Regions from separate parts of the Homo sapiens genome. Here region 2 is linked to region 1. The links are chromatin contacts, found by Hi-C or POLR2A ChIA-PET in ENCODE. All regions are on one chromosome and are shown on one strand. Each heading gives the region's core, a stretch centred on a gene start or an enhancer-like site at or near the end of the contact. The rest is flanking DNA. Distances are from core to core; before and after follow the strand shown.

Region 1 (6,420 bases), core at 1,055-3,554:
GGGCAAGGAACACTGACTTAACTCTAGAAAAAAGCAGAAATGGGACTAGATTGAGGAAAACCCTGGGGTTGGGGTGGGGGTCAGCTCATCAGGAGGCTTATCTTGGAATCCAGGTAAAGAGTGATTATAGTCTTCAAGGTAATTTTACAACACAAAGAAAACAATTCAACTATCCTGGTATTTTGGTCTAAATAACTGTCAAACCCTGCCTATTCAAAAGCTGAAAGATGTCAGCTAGCATTTATGGGACCCCTGCCAGATGCTGAGCATGATTCCAAGCACCTTAAGTGTATGAGGTACTACTATCTGACACACACGACAGTATCCCGCATGCGTGCAAGGTAGTACCTCACATGTGTGACAGAGCATCACACACGTGCGAGATAGTATCTCACGCACACGTTTGTGGGAGCATCACAGGCACCTGCGGTCATGTTACACATCTATGAAGTATCAACATTACATATTCATGCAATATGTAAGCATCTTACATACTTCCTCTAATATCACAAGGCATTACTTTTGGCACAAAGAGGTTAAATAACTGTCTTGTGAAAGGCCATGCAGCCAACAGTAAATGTCAGTTTGGGATTTCCCACCCTGGCCCAGCCATCCACGCCTCCCAAGGATGGCAAAATAGCCTAGTCCCACTTGTACCCAACTGTGTGTGTAGAAGTTTCCTGTCAGCTGCTGATCACCCACCTCCCCACACATCTGCCCTTGCTCTCACCTAGATACTTAGAAAAGAAAGCTGAGGGGGACTGATTAAGTCATGGCACACCCACATAATGGAACGTAATGCAGCGGTTTAACAAAGCAGCTATGCTAAGCCCACCAAGAAACTAAGCAGAAAAAGAAAACTAAGAAACATGTCGATAGTGTGTATTTATTTGTATAAAATGAGAAAAAAAGAATACACTCAAACGCATATAAGCAAGACTGTGGATGGAAAATTTCTGCAAGGGTATATAATAAGCTATTCATCCTAAAAATGTTTATCATGTGGACACTGGATTCCAGGCAATGTTCTAGGCACAAAGGGATAACCCATGGCTACTCCCTCAATTTTGTTCTCAGATATTCTGGATTTGGTCCTTAATAGACAGGTCTCTGCTAACAAAGCAAGAAATTGCCATGATAGTCCAGAGTACAGTGATTATGACTGGGAGGTGCTCCTCACAGAAGCTAGGGTGCAAACTTTACCTCTCAATCTCTGGGGAGTCTACTTAATTTTCCCTTTCAATAATGCTCTGTTTTGACTTTATAAATTCACTGGTAAATATGCAAGGTCAATGGAAAGAAAACAAAACAAACAAAACCAGGTACTAAAAATCAAAGCAGCCGTGCCTTTTATTTTGTAATTTTCCATAGAACAATAGATGATAATGTTTGCAAGTGAAATAAATACTTCATGACAGTGAGTTTTAAATATTGTGTAAATATTTATGTGATGTCAAAGAATATGTTCTACATGTGTACTCACACAATGCATTAAAGAAAATTTGTTCAAAACAGGAAAGAGGAAACAGCAACTAATTCCCTCAGAGAGATTATTCGATGCTATCTGTATCTTCCCAGAGAGGCACACAATAAGAATCAGAAACGTCTGAGAGGAGAGGTTTGAGATTGCCTGCATGTTTTATTCTGCATGTAATCTAATCAGAAGAGAACGGGTGGCATTTCAAGATTAGCATCTCAAGTTTAACATGAACCGTTGTTTCTCCTTCCTCTTCACTTTCTGAATGATCTTTGCTGTGTTCATGGCAGGATTTATGCTCTGTCCAGGTATGAAAACAAAACTGCAGCTAGTGTTCACTACATAGGAAAAAAAAAGTGAAAATCTCAGACTTTGATACGGTAGGCACAGCAGCATTAGAGTAAACTGAGTCAAAACATGGTGATTGACAGATAATGTGAGAAAAGAAGATGCCAAACCCCAATCTCACTGCCCCATGGTTTCTGATGCCAAGCACACTGTGTTGAACACAAAGAAGCACCGAGGAGCAGTGATTTCACTTAAGCAGGAAGCCTGCTAGCCTCTAGTCTATATTCATTCATTCATTCATTCGCCCATTCGTTCATTCCCTCCTCCATCCATTCACAGTTACATATTACAGTCATGGTGGAACTTTACTGCATGCTTCTGGTACCCAGTAAAAATTACTACTTCCAGGAGGAAACCACAGAGCAAAAAGCCTCCAGGCAGACCTGCTGAAAGCTCAAAGAGTGCTCCCAGCCTGGGAAATCTGCCAAGTGGGGCACCAGCCAAGGGTGGGACCAGAATCCCTGTTGGTGCCAGTGATGATCTGAGATGAATCACAGGAAACTGAGCAATTGCTGCATTCTCGGGCACCTGAGCACAATGGAGCTCACGTTCCATGAGGCCAGGTTCTGGCCACTGCTCATGCTTCTAAAATGCTGTATTAAAACGGGCCTGTGGACAGCAGGATTAAAAGTCTTAGTAGGGTCTCTGCCTGTCCCCAGGTGCTGGTTGGTGAACATGGAAAGGGTGTGAATGTGCCGAGTAGAGTGGGACATTCCTCCCTCGAACAAATAACAAGCCTTTTAATGCCATAGGCACTGCAACCCTAAAGGCTATGGGGTTATTTATTGAAAAACCCACACCCTTCCAGTGCTGTTCGTAGCAGCCATTCCACATCACCCAGTCAGTGGCAGGCCACATTCATGAGACTAAAGCAAAGTGAACTCAAGATCACACCCTTCGACGTCACAAGGCTCCCAGCTACCTCACCTTGGGCTCCACAGAGCTTCTCAAAGGTACGTGCCTGCACAATTTCCCAGACTACCGCAGTGAGCCAACTTTTTAGTTCCTCAAACTCCTTCTTTACTAAGGCAGTTTTGAGCACTTGCTAATTTTAAAGTCAGAATTAAAAAGAAAAATAATGGTCTTTCCCAAGAGATCTGGAGTCCCGGCAGGGCGCCCAGAATGCTGACCAGGTGGGTATTCTGATTAGATGACCTGGGAAGGAAGAATTTCAGGGAATCTGAAGATAAAATGGAGATAAAAGGCAATGAAAGAATGGTAAGGCAAAGGAAATGGAGAAAGACAGAGGATAAAAGAGGTAAAGATGGCCGGGCGCGGTAGCTCATGCCTGTAATCTCAGTACTTCGGAAGGCCAAGGTGGGCGGATCACCTGAGGTCAGGAGTTCTAGACCAGCCTGGCCAACATGGCGAAACCCTGTCTCTAGTAAAAACACAAAAATTAGCCGGGCGTGGTGGCGCACACCTGTAATCCCAGCTACTCGGGAGGCTGAGGCAGGAGAGTTGCTTGAACCAGGGAGGCAGAGGTTGCAGTGAGCCGAGATCACGCCACCACACTCCATGTTGGGCAATAGAGCAAGACTCGGTCTAAAAAAATAAATAAATAAAAACAAGTAAAGATGATTATTATGCCACCCAGTCTGAGCTGGTAATTACCTAAATGAACCCCACATGTTCCCAGAAAGCAGAGGGACTCATTTTACATAACACAATCTACTCTCCCTGGTTTTTTGGTTCCTACTGATCAGGAAACGAGCTTGCCTTCCTTCCATCCTCCCTTCTATCGACCCAGGCCCATCTAGTCCCCACGGCAGGGCACTGGGAGATAGACGTCCCTTAGGAAGCTTCATATAGGTGAACAAGCCCCAAGTCTTTCCACAGAAACAGCTATAATGGCCACAGCTCTTGTGGAACTTATATCTTTTCCTTTGGCTTCAAAAACCTGCTTCAATTAAACTTTTTCTTACCAGTTTTTATGTTCCACTGAGACTGACCAAAACTCTGCACATGGAGAGAGGGATGAGAAGGTCAAAAGCAATAATGCTTTTAATAACTGAAAGCATCCCAGAATCGAACTCATGCTCCTTCAGGGCTCAGGAGCTCTGACACGCACATGCACACAGCACAGTGCCTCTCCCTGACACCCCCGCTGCTGGCACTTCTCCCAGGCCAGGGGACATCATAGTCCAGGAAATTTGCCAGATTCCCAGTTATTCGGGCCTTAAGGCTTGGCAACTCCTCTCTCCCCCGGAGCTGTCTTCTATAGTGATATGAGAATGTTGGGAAAAGAATAGTCACTGTGTGAGGAAAAAAGTCTATTTCTAATAGCTCTGCAACCAAGAGAAACATCAGCTAAATGCTGAGCTGCATATCTATAAACTTCCATTTGGAGAAAATGAAAACTGCCAAGAGGGGAACAAAAAAGGAAGGGGGGTGGTGGGCGTTTTCAGTTTAATGAACCTGAGAAAAAATTCTGAGGCCACAGATGCTTAAGGGAGATCCAGTTAGCTCAGTCCTTGGTGCTAATGAAGTAAAAGTAGCGACCAAATTCCTCAAATGAGTGAGTTATCTTTGTCTAGAAGGTAAATATTACTGGCCACAGGCCCTGCCTTAAATCTCAGCCAGATTTCTTATAGGTATACATTCTTTAGGGCCCTGGGGGGAAAGTAGGAATGGTTCTACATTACCCAACTTCTTTCCTAAAATTCACCTTCCATCCTACACCTTGCTGACCTCAGGAAAGCCCAAGAGTTGTGTCTTTACTTAAAGAAAGTGTCACTTTCCTAATCCAAAAATCTAAGCCCTGCATACGCTAGTCACCCACTTGCCTTTTCAGTAGGTTTTGGTTTAAGCAGTACCTGGGAACAGGTAGCAAAGGCGAGGCTGGGGTTGAGGTCTACCACAGTCTTAAGAATCCCTGGCAGCCGGGCGCGGTGGTTCACGCCTGTAATCCCAGCACTTTGCCAGGCCGAGGCAGGTGGATCACCTGAGGTCGGGATTTCGAGACCAGCCTGACCAACATGGAGAAACCCCGTCTCTACTAAAAATACAAAATTAGCTGGGCTTCGCGGCACATGCCTGTAATCCCAGCTACTCAGGAAGCTCAGGCAGGAGAATCGCTTGAACCCGGGAGGCAGAGGTTGCAGTGAGCCAAGATCACACCATTGCACTCCAGCCCGGACAACAAAAGTGAAACTCCGTCTCAAAGAAAAAAAAAAAAGAATCCTGGCAATGGAGTAGCACTGCCCTGGCCAAGGCAGGCTGCTACACCTCTGAAATGCTAACAAGCCTGGCTCCTCAGCTAAAGCTGCTCCTGAACTGAAAGTCTAAATGGGGTCTCTGCCTGTCCCCAGGTGCTACTTGGTGAACATGGAAAGGGTGTGAAATGTGCCAAGTGAAATGGGACATTCCCCCCTCAAACAAATAACAAGACTTTTAGTGCCATAGGCATTGCAGCCCTAAAGGCTATGGGGTTACAGAAACCGACTCACGGAAAATGAATGACACAATAAATCTTGATTACTATCTTCAGCTGCTGAATTTGAGATAACTTGTTATATAGCAGTAGATACTTCATTCAAGAGGTAATAGGTAAAGCAGGAGAAAGTCAGGGTAAACATTGCAAGGAAAAATGTTTTTAACTCTGAGACTTGTTCACTGCTCAACCAAATCGGGGGGGGAAAGGAGGTAGGTATTGTGACTACTGTACTTGGTGTTACACACTCCTGCCTATGGAGAGAAGCAGAGGAAGGATCAATGCTATGATAGGTCAGCTTATATTAGAATCACTATCACATGGAAACCAGGGCCTGTGTATAAGTGAGTAAGGCTGACTTAGCTCCTGAGAGCTGGGAATTCAGAGACGCTAAAGTCCTGGTATTCTAAAAAATAAAGTGATCCCTCTTGCTTCCAGCCCCTCTGTGTTTGCTTTACTCCTTAGTGCCAGGCTTTCAACCCTGTTGAAACAGAAAGCCTCTGCGAGGGCCATTATAAGTTCAACATAGGTGAATCTCAGATCCTTTTTGGAGAGGTTGTGCTGGGCAGGTAGGAAAACTGGGGGGCAGAAAGGATTGTAGGAACTGCAAGGAGAGTGAGGCAGGAGCTAAATTTGGGGAATTTTTCAGTCAAAGGCTGATGGGTGCTTGGCATCTCTAAAGCAAAAGATAAAATCCACTGAAAACGGGATGTTAGAAATAATAGGCACCATTTACAGCAGGGGCCCCCAATCCCCAGGGGACCACAGTACTGGTCTGTGGCCTGTTAGGAACCTGGCTGCACAGCAGGAGGTGATTGGTGGGTGGGCAAGCATTATTGCCTGAGCTCCACCTCCTGTCAGACCAGCAGCAGCATTAGATTCTCATAGGAGCGGGAACCCTATTGTAAACTGCACACGTGAGGGATCTAGGTTGGGGGCTTCTTATGAGAATCTAATGCCCTTCCCCTTCTGCCCCCCACACCACTCCCTGCCCATCAGTGGAAAAACTGTCTTCCATGAAACCAGTCCCTGGTACCAAAAGGTTGGGGAACACTGATTTATGGTATAGCAGGTGATTAAAACATATTTTCTCTATTTCTCGAAAGGATTCTACACGATTAGTATCACTACCTCCACCACACAATGAGGAAACCGGCACTAA
Region 2 (6,420 bases), core at 1,297-3,796, 440 kb before region 1:
CGATTCTGGGGAATGTGGGTCATACAGTTTTCTTTTGCAAGAGCATCCTCAGTGTGTCTTTGGGTAACTGTCACCCGCCCGTAATGACATGTTTAGTGTCTGGCTTCTCTCTTAGGACCATACACTCAGTGAGGCAGGGCCTAGGTTGGTCTGGTTCTTAGATGGTTCCCCACTGCCCAGCAAAAGGTCTAGTGGGCCATGACCAGAGAGGTGTGCTATACCTTTGGGGCAGACTGCCTCAGCAAGAGACCTGTTTTTCCTGTGCTCTCTGCTTCCTGTGTGCTGATTTCACTCCTGTCTCACAGTGGCCATGCCCCATTCCTGGGTTGGTGACCCCTGACAGCAGTGAGCATTCTGGTCACTATTACTCATATACCTCACCCAATGTAAATGAATGCATTTAGATGGGATTTTATAGCTCTCTTCTGCATTGGATCAGCATCAGTTGATTACTAATAAGTATTTTCATCTCTGCATGAATGACGGAGTCCTCTTCCTGGTCAGTTAAGGCCAGACTCTGATCATGGTAAATTTGCTAAGAAATGCCAAAGCAGCGTCACCCTCTGAGGTCCCTTGGTGTTACCACCCTTTTGTCAACTCATGTATGATCCCACCTGATTCATTCAGTTCAAAGCTTTAACACGGCTAGAAGCCTCTGAAGGGAGCTATGAAGCATGCCAGCTGGTCATTTGAGCACCAGGGCCCTGGTGCCTGGTTCCAGTTCTCACTTGCCACTTCCCAGCTGTGTGACTTCTGTGAGTTTAGCAACCTCTCTGGGCTCAGTTTTCTTATGGGGATGATAACAGTTAATGGCCTCAGCATAGGTAAGGGATTAAGTGAATAAAGACATATAAGGACTCCACACAGGGCCTGGCACACTGGAAAGGCTCAGCGAGTGTTTGCTCTGATGATTCTCAAGCATTGTTATCTCTTAACTTGCTTTTTAATATTCATCTTTTTCAGCAAGGCCCTGAACCTCCCCTCTTCACCACGTGCATTCATTCATCCATCCCTCTGTCCAACTTCATCTAATGGGGCCAGCGTGGCTACATCAACACAGCTGCCCTTGTGTTTCTGGAACAGTAAGAAGGGTTCTGAGCCCCATGAGAGCAGAAGCAGGCCTATATACCTTCACATCTGTATCCTCAGGGCCTGGATCAGGGCTGGCCCTGAAGAGGTACTCAGGAATGTTTGGTAAAGAAACGTTCTCAGCATTTGTCTTCCCAGCTGACCAGGAAGGTTCCACTTGATCCTGGGCACCCGTTCTGGGTACAGCATAGGCTATTGGCCAACACATGCTCAGCTGTGCCAAAGATGAGAGGAGCAGGGCATGTGCCTCGGGCAGCTCTGGTAGTTTCATTAAGATTCCTGTTTGCTGGGTATGTCGTGGGGAAGCTGATCATGGTGTTCCCACCACCACGGCTAGCTGGGAAAGCCTTGTCTCACCTACCTCCATCTCCTGCTTCCTGGGCACCTGCTTGCGGGAGAGAGAGAGAGCAATTCAGGTATGCCACAAGGGGAACTTACCTGCCTAAATGCAGGTTTGTCAAGAATTCTTGTCCAGCCAGAAAAAATCTTGTCAGGCTGAAGCGAAGTGATACATGATTTTTTTTTTTAAAGTCTGCTTTAAATTTCTCGTGGCTTCCAAAAAAGCGGCTAGCATACTTCCATATGGGATAAACTGGTATTCCATTAGATTAACTCATGCAACATTTTCTGAGAACCTACTGTGCCCCAGGTACCAGAGATGCCACAATGAGTAAAACCTACCCCACCAGGCTGTGCCATGTGGCCAGAAGAGCCCAGATGAGGAGGCTGTGGGTCTCTCCAGTAGCAGGTGTGGGGTCAGGCTCGTGGTCATCTTAGCCTCTTCCAGTCCTGCTTGTCTGGAGTCTGTGTGATGTAGGGGCAAGAGCACTGAGAGGACGTTGAAGGCCCTGGATTCTGTCTCTTGTTTGTCCTTCACCCGCTGAATGTCTGACAAATGGTTTCTTCATCTGTAAATGAGAGAGCCACACTAATTAAAGGTCTGGAAGGGCCCTTGAGGACACACATTCCATGTTCTGTGATCCCCACTTCTCTGTGTGTGTTTTCTCTTTTTTCTCTCAGCACACTGGGGCCAGACACTGCCGCTACATGTGGTGGAACCAAGTGACAGAGGGGGAGTAAGCGGAGGCTGGAATTTCTCCCTCTGTTGGCTCTCCCTGACCACCTGCCTGCTTAGCCTCTCCTCTTCCCCCAGTGAAAGTGCTGCAGCAATCTCGGCCTTTGGCACTCTCCTCAGGAATTTATGAAGCTTGTGATGTGAATGATGGAGCCAGCTAAGCCTCCTCTGCACTGACAGCTCAGCACAATGACCTGTTGGGTGATGAAAGAAATGCCAGGTGCTTCAGGTGAATTGGCTGGGATTGGGTAACTCAGAGAGTTGGCTCCAGAGTGTGTGTGTGTGTGTGTGTGTGTGTGTGTGTGTGTGTGTGTGTATTCATGGGACCTCACTTGAGCCAATGACACACCCAGACGGGACCTGGGCCAGCGGGCGTTGGGCCTGAGGTAAACGCCTGAGTCACTTTTGTCAACAGATCCTAGGCCCTGTCCACATATGGACTGGGAACCATGACTGCGCCTCACAATAGCCCAGCGAGGGCTGGTGTTTTTCCACTTAGAGTTGGTTTTGTTTCCCAAAGCTGAGCCTAATCCTTTTAACCCTTGCCTCTGGACTCCTCTTGGGGAGGAAGGGAACGCTATCCTTGCCTCACCAGCTCAGGTGGTTGTGCAACCAGCTCTAGGCGCGGGAGGAGGGCCAGGCCGCCTGTGTGTGCTCTGTGGGCAGGGCAGGTAGGCAAAAGGCCAAGTTTTAGGGCTGGACTCCTTCCCTGTGGGCTGGGGAGAGGGCTGAGGAAGGCTCCTGCTGGATCCCGGGGTTGGGATGGGTTCCTGGCTGGCTGGACTTCTGCCTACCCATCACCCTCTGTGACAGCCCCTTTCTTCGTGGTCCGGCCTTGCCTTCTTCCTCACTCTCTCACACTCCCTGCCAATCTCAGTCTTATCTCTCCTGTGGCTCGACAGAGAGCTTCCAGCCCAGGCCTCTCTGCCTAGCCCCAGATGCCCAGCCTCTGCCCAGCCCCAGATGCCCAGCCTCTGCCCTCAGGTGTCTCCAAGTCAGCGTGGGGCCCAGAAATGAGGATGCAGGCTCTGAAAACCACATCACAGCTCTGATTCTTACAGGGTTTTCAATCACACTACGCTTCAGTTTTCTCATCTATAGATATGGATAATAGCTGTGCCCTTCTCAAAGGTCCCCCCATGTGGGATTTAAATGAAATAATTCATATAAAGTTCCTAGATCTTGGCCTAGCACCTATTATTTTATTGTCTCTCTTCTCCAGCCCCAAACCTGCTCATGCTGCAGTCTCCCCGGTCCTGGTTTGTGGCTCAGTGGTTCACCCAGGCCACCCTGTGTCCTGCCCGTGCCCATATCTAGTCATCTCTAGGCCGCAGTCCTTGCTGCCTCTGCATTCCTGCGGCCCTGTGTTAGTTTAGGGCCTCTTTCTCTCTTTTCTGTAGTAGTGAGTTCCTAGCTCCTGAGCCAGCTGCATGATGCAGTCCCCAAATCTGATACAATCCTAATACAACGGCCCAATCCGATCATTACAAAAAGGCGGAGGAGCTCGCTATCAACTCCAGAATCAAGTCCACAACCTCCAAGGTGTGCGCAGCCTGGCGAGACCTGGGCTTTGCTCACCCTTCTGGCTTAATTCTCACCACACACTCCCCTGTAGCAGCCATGCCAAACCACGGCCCACGCTTCCGTCTCCTTGCCTTTGTTCGTGCTGTTCCTGCTTTCTGCTTTACACCTTTCCTGTATCCTTCTTTACCTGCTAGATGCCTGCTTTGCCATCAAGACAATAATCTTTTTTAAATTTAAATTTAAATTCTTTTGACTTTTAGGTGTAGGGTACATGTGCACATTTGTTAGGTAAATTGCATGAAAGACAATCTTAAATACATTTACAGACCCAGTAGCCAGACACTGTACTAACTGTGATTTACATGTATTCATATAATCTTTTCAACAACCTCTTGAAGTGGGTACCATTTATAAATGAGGAAACTGAGGCACAGAGAGGTTGGTAAGTTGACCAAGCTCATAGAATTAGTAACTGGCAGAGCCTGGGTGCAAACCCATGCAGCCAGTGCTAGAACCTGCGCCTGACTGCTACGCTATGTCTCAAGCCCCTCGTAGGCACTGCCCTCCCACTGATGCCCACCTGGCCTCCCCAGGCACTGTTTGGTGCCTCCCCTTTGGTGCTGGTGACTACTGTTGCTTTGCCACAACATGTGTTAGTCACAGTGCTTTTTCCGGCGAACCTCTGGAGGGCAAGGACCGTGTTCTGTTCATTCTCACATCCCCATGGCCCACAGTGCTTGGCACCTGGTAGGTGCCCAATAGACGTTTGTTACACCAAAAGAGCTGGTGAATGAAATGTCATCTGTAGGACTTGTCAGAATGCCTTCTTGCTTCCATCAACCTTTGGCCCTCCATTTCCAAGACTTACCTAAGACTTGCCTCCTTCCTGAAGCCTCACCCACCCTCACTCTCTTCCTTTGCTGGAAGCCTCCTCGCTTGCACAAGGCTCATGTGTATATGGTCAATTCTTTTCCCTCCCTCCCTTCCTTCCTTCCTGACAGAGCTTTGTGCTTGTTGCCCAGGCTGGAGTATAGTGACGCGATCTCGGCTCACTGCAACTTCCACCTCCCGGGTTCAAGCGATTCTCCTGCCTCAGCCTGCAGAGTAGCTGGGATTACAGGTGTCTGCCACCACACCTAGCTAATTTTTTGTGTTTTTAGTAGAGACAAGGTTTCACCAGGTTGGCCAAGCTGGTCTCGAACTCCTGATGGTCAGTTCTTGATTAGGTTTGTTGATGGTAGAGGAGCCATACCGTTGCCAGTGGGCTGGGGAAAAGCTCTGGCTCTCTTTTGTTTGGGAGAAGGCAGCTTAGTGAGTCAGATCACACCTTAATGCTCTTGCCCAGCTGGGGGAGGAAGGGAGAGTGCAGAAAGGTGTTGGGGGTAAGGGCAGGAGACACACCAACAGTGCATCCTGTTGGGATGTCCTTCTGTAACCACAGCCCCTTGCTTCCCAATTCAAATGATGAAAAGAGTAACAAGGAATCCAAATGCAGAACAAGTGGCCACCCTGTCCCCATGACTGTAACCAATCCATACACAGGATAAAGGAGATGGACCCAGGAGGGGCATTGTGAGGCTGCTGCTAACTTCCCACAGCATCCAGAGAGCACCTCTCAGTCTGATGGCCCGGATATCAGGGGTGTGGGCAGGAGTGGCAGTGGGGCAGGAGGGAGCTACTGCTGAAGGTCTTGTGCTGGTGCTAGGCCTGGCAAATGGCACACCTGGTTCCACCGAGTCCTGAAAGCCTAGGAGCTGGGGTATCGTGTCCACTACGCAGAGAAGGAAACTGAGTCAGGAATCATTTTACCCATCAAGTGTCCACCCCAGAAAGTCTGGTAACTCTAACGCCAGTCACTGAAAATTTAGGACGTGTCTCTTCGTTTCAGTTTTCTGTTCCACCGAGTGGATGTGTCCCCCGCCTCTGTCTCTCAGCTTCTGGAGGAATTGAAGCCTGTGACATGTTTCGTTCCCAGATGCTTCTTGCAGCCTCTACCCGACACTGCTTATGGAAGCTGAGGCTCAGAGAGGGCTCTGGAATATTTCAGCCGCTTACATGTAGCCATTTTGGTGTGGTTGTGTCAAAATGACTTTGCCCAGATGCAAAACCACTGGTAACTTAAACTTCTTTTTTAAGTAGTATCTCCCAGGGATCTCTGTAAGCCATGTCACCCCCACCTGGTCTCTCCCTTTCCTCTTCCTCAACCCTGCCCTGACCCTGACTTACCCAACCCCTGCTTGATCTTCATGTGATGATGAGGCAGGTGTGGGGAAGAAGAAAGTATTTGCATATTACTTGGTAATTTTTCAGGAGGTAAATGTTGGATGCATGTGCCTGCTGTTGTTTTGGTTTTAGGTGGCATTAAACTGTTCCAACATGGGTCCTGTGCCGGAGTGTTGCAACTTGGGGAGTTCCCTGGGGAGGCGCCTGTCTCCCTGCGTGGCTGGGGCTCCTTGGTCTCAGCATCAGATGGGGCTGGGGTATGAGGGTGGGTGGGAAGTCCGTGTTCTTGATGAGGGGAGAGGTGCTGGGAATCCCACTGGACACAGCTAGGCTCAGTGCACATTGGGCAGGCTACCCCTGGGGTGCAGGTGGGGACCTCAGCAAGTCCCGGAGGGAAAGCACTTAGCTGGGCAATGTGAGCTTTGGACTCCAGTTTTGCCACGTGCTACCTGTGTGACCTTGACCCAGCTCCTTAACCTCTGTGAGGCTGTCTCCTCATTCATGAAAAG

Evidence for each region. A loop is a pair of places that touch in the nucleus more often than their neighbours do. ChIA-PET counts read pairs that join two places held with the same protein, here RNA polymerase II (POLR2A). Pooled maps may share reads with other maps.
Region 2: a pooled map shows a loop between it and region 1 (8-fold over the local background). The contact joins two enhancer-like sites. A Hi-C loop is called at or near these places in 1 of 50 pooled maps. POLR2A ChIA-PET finds 5 or more read pairs at or near these places in 2 of 52 experiments (HCT116 and MCF 10A).

Annotation. Positions count from the first base shown.
Region 1 is chr2:45,960,280-45,966,699 of GRCh38, reverse strand. The region is part of intron 2 of PRKCE (protein kinase C epsilon); the gene reads right to left. LOC124907761 (a long non-coding RNA gene) reads right to left here. Exons shown (of 2, transcript XR_007086305.1): 1 at 3,249-6,420; 2 at 871-1,815. Among named protein-coding and RNA genes, the nearest start is that of PRKCE-AS1, 290 kb to the right of the region's middle. RefSeq lists a silencer at 2,156-2,450 and enhancers at 2,067-3,266, 6,316-6,420. Within about 2 kb of position 2,304, at least 16 of the 41 ENCODE cell types and tissues checked have a DNase peak (open chromatin) inside an H3K27ac peak, as active enhancers do.
Region 2 is chr2:46,405,382-46,411,801 of GRCh38, reverse strand. It overlaps LOC124907762 (a long non-coding RNA gene), which reads left to right. Exons shown (of 2, transcript XR_007086306.1): 1 at 1-2,393; 2 at 5,577-6,068. Among named protein-coding and RNA genes, the nearest start is that of LINC01820, 14 kb to the right of the region's middle. RefSeq lists an enhancer at 2,362-2,936. Within about 2 kb of position 2,546, at least 21 of the 41 ENCODE cell types and tissues checked have a DNase peak (open chromatin) inside an H3K27ac peak, as active enhancers do.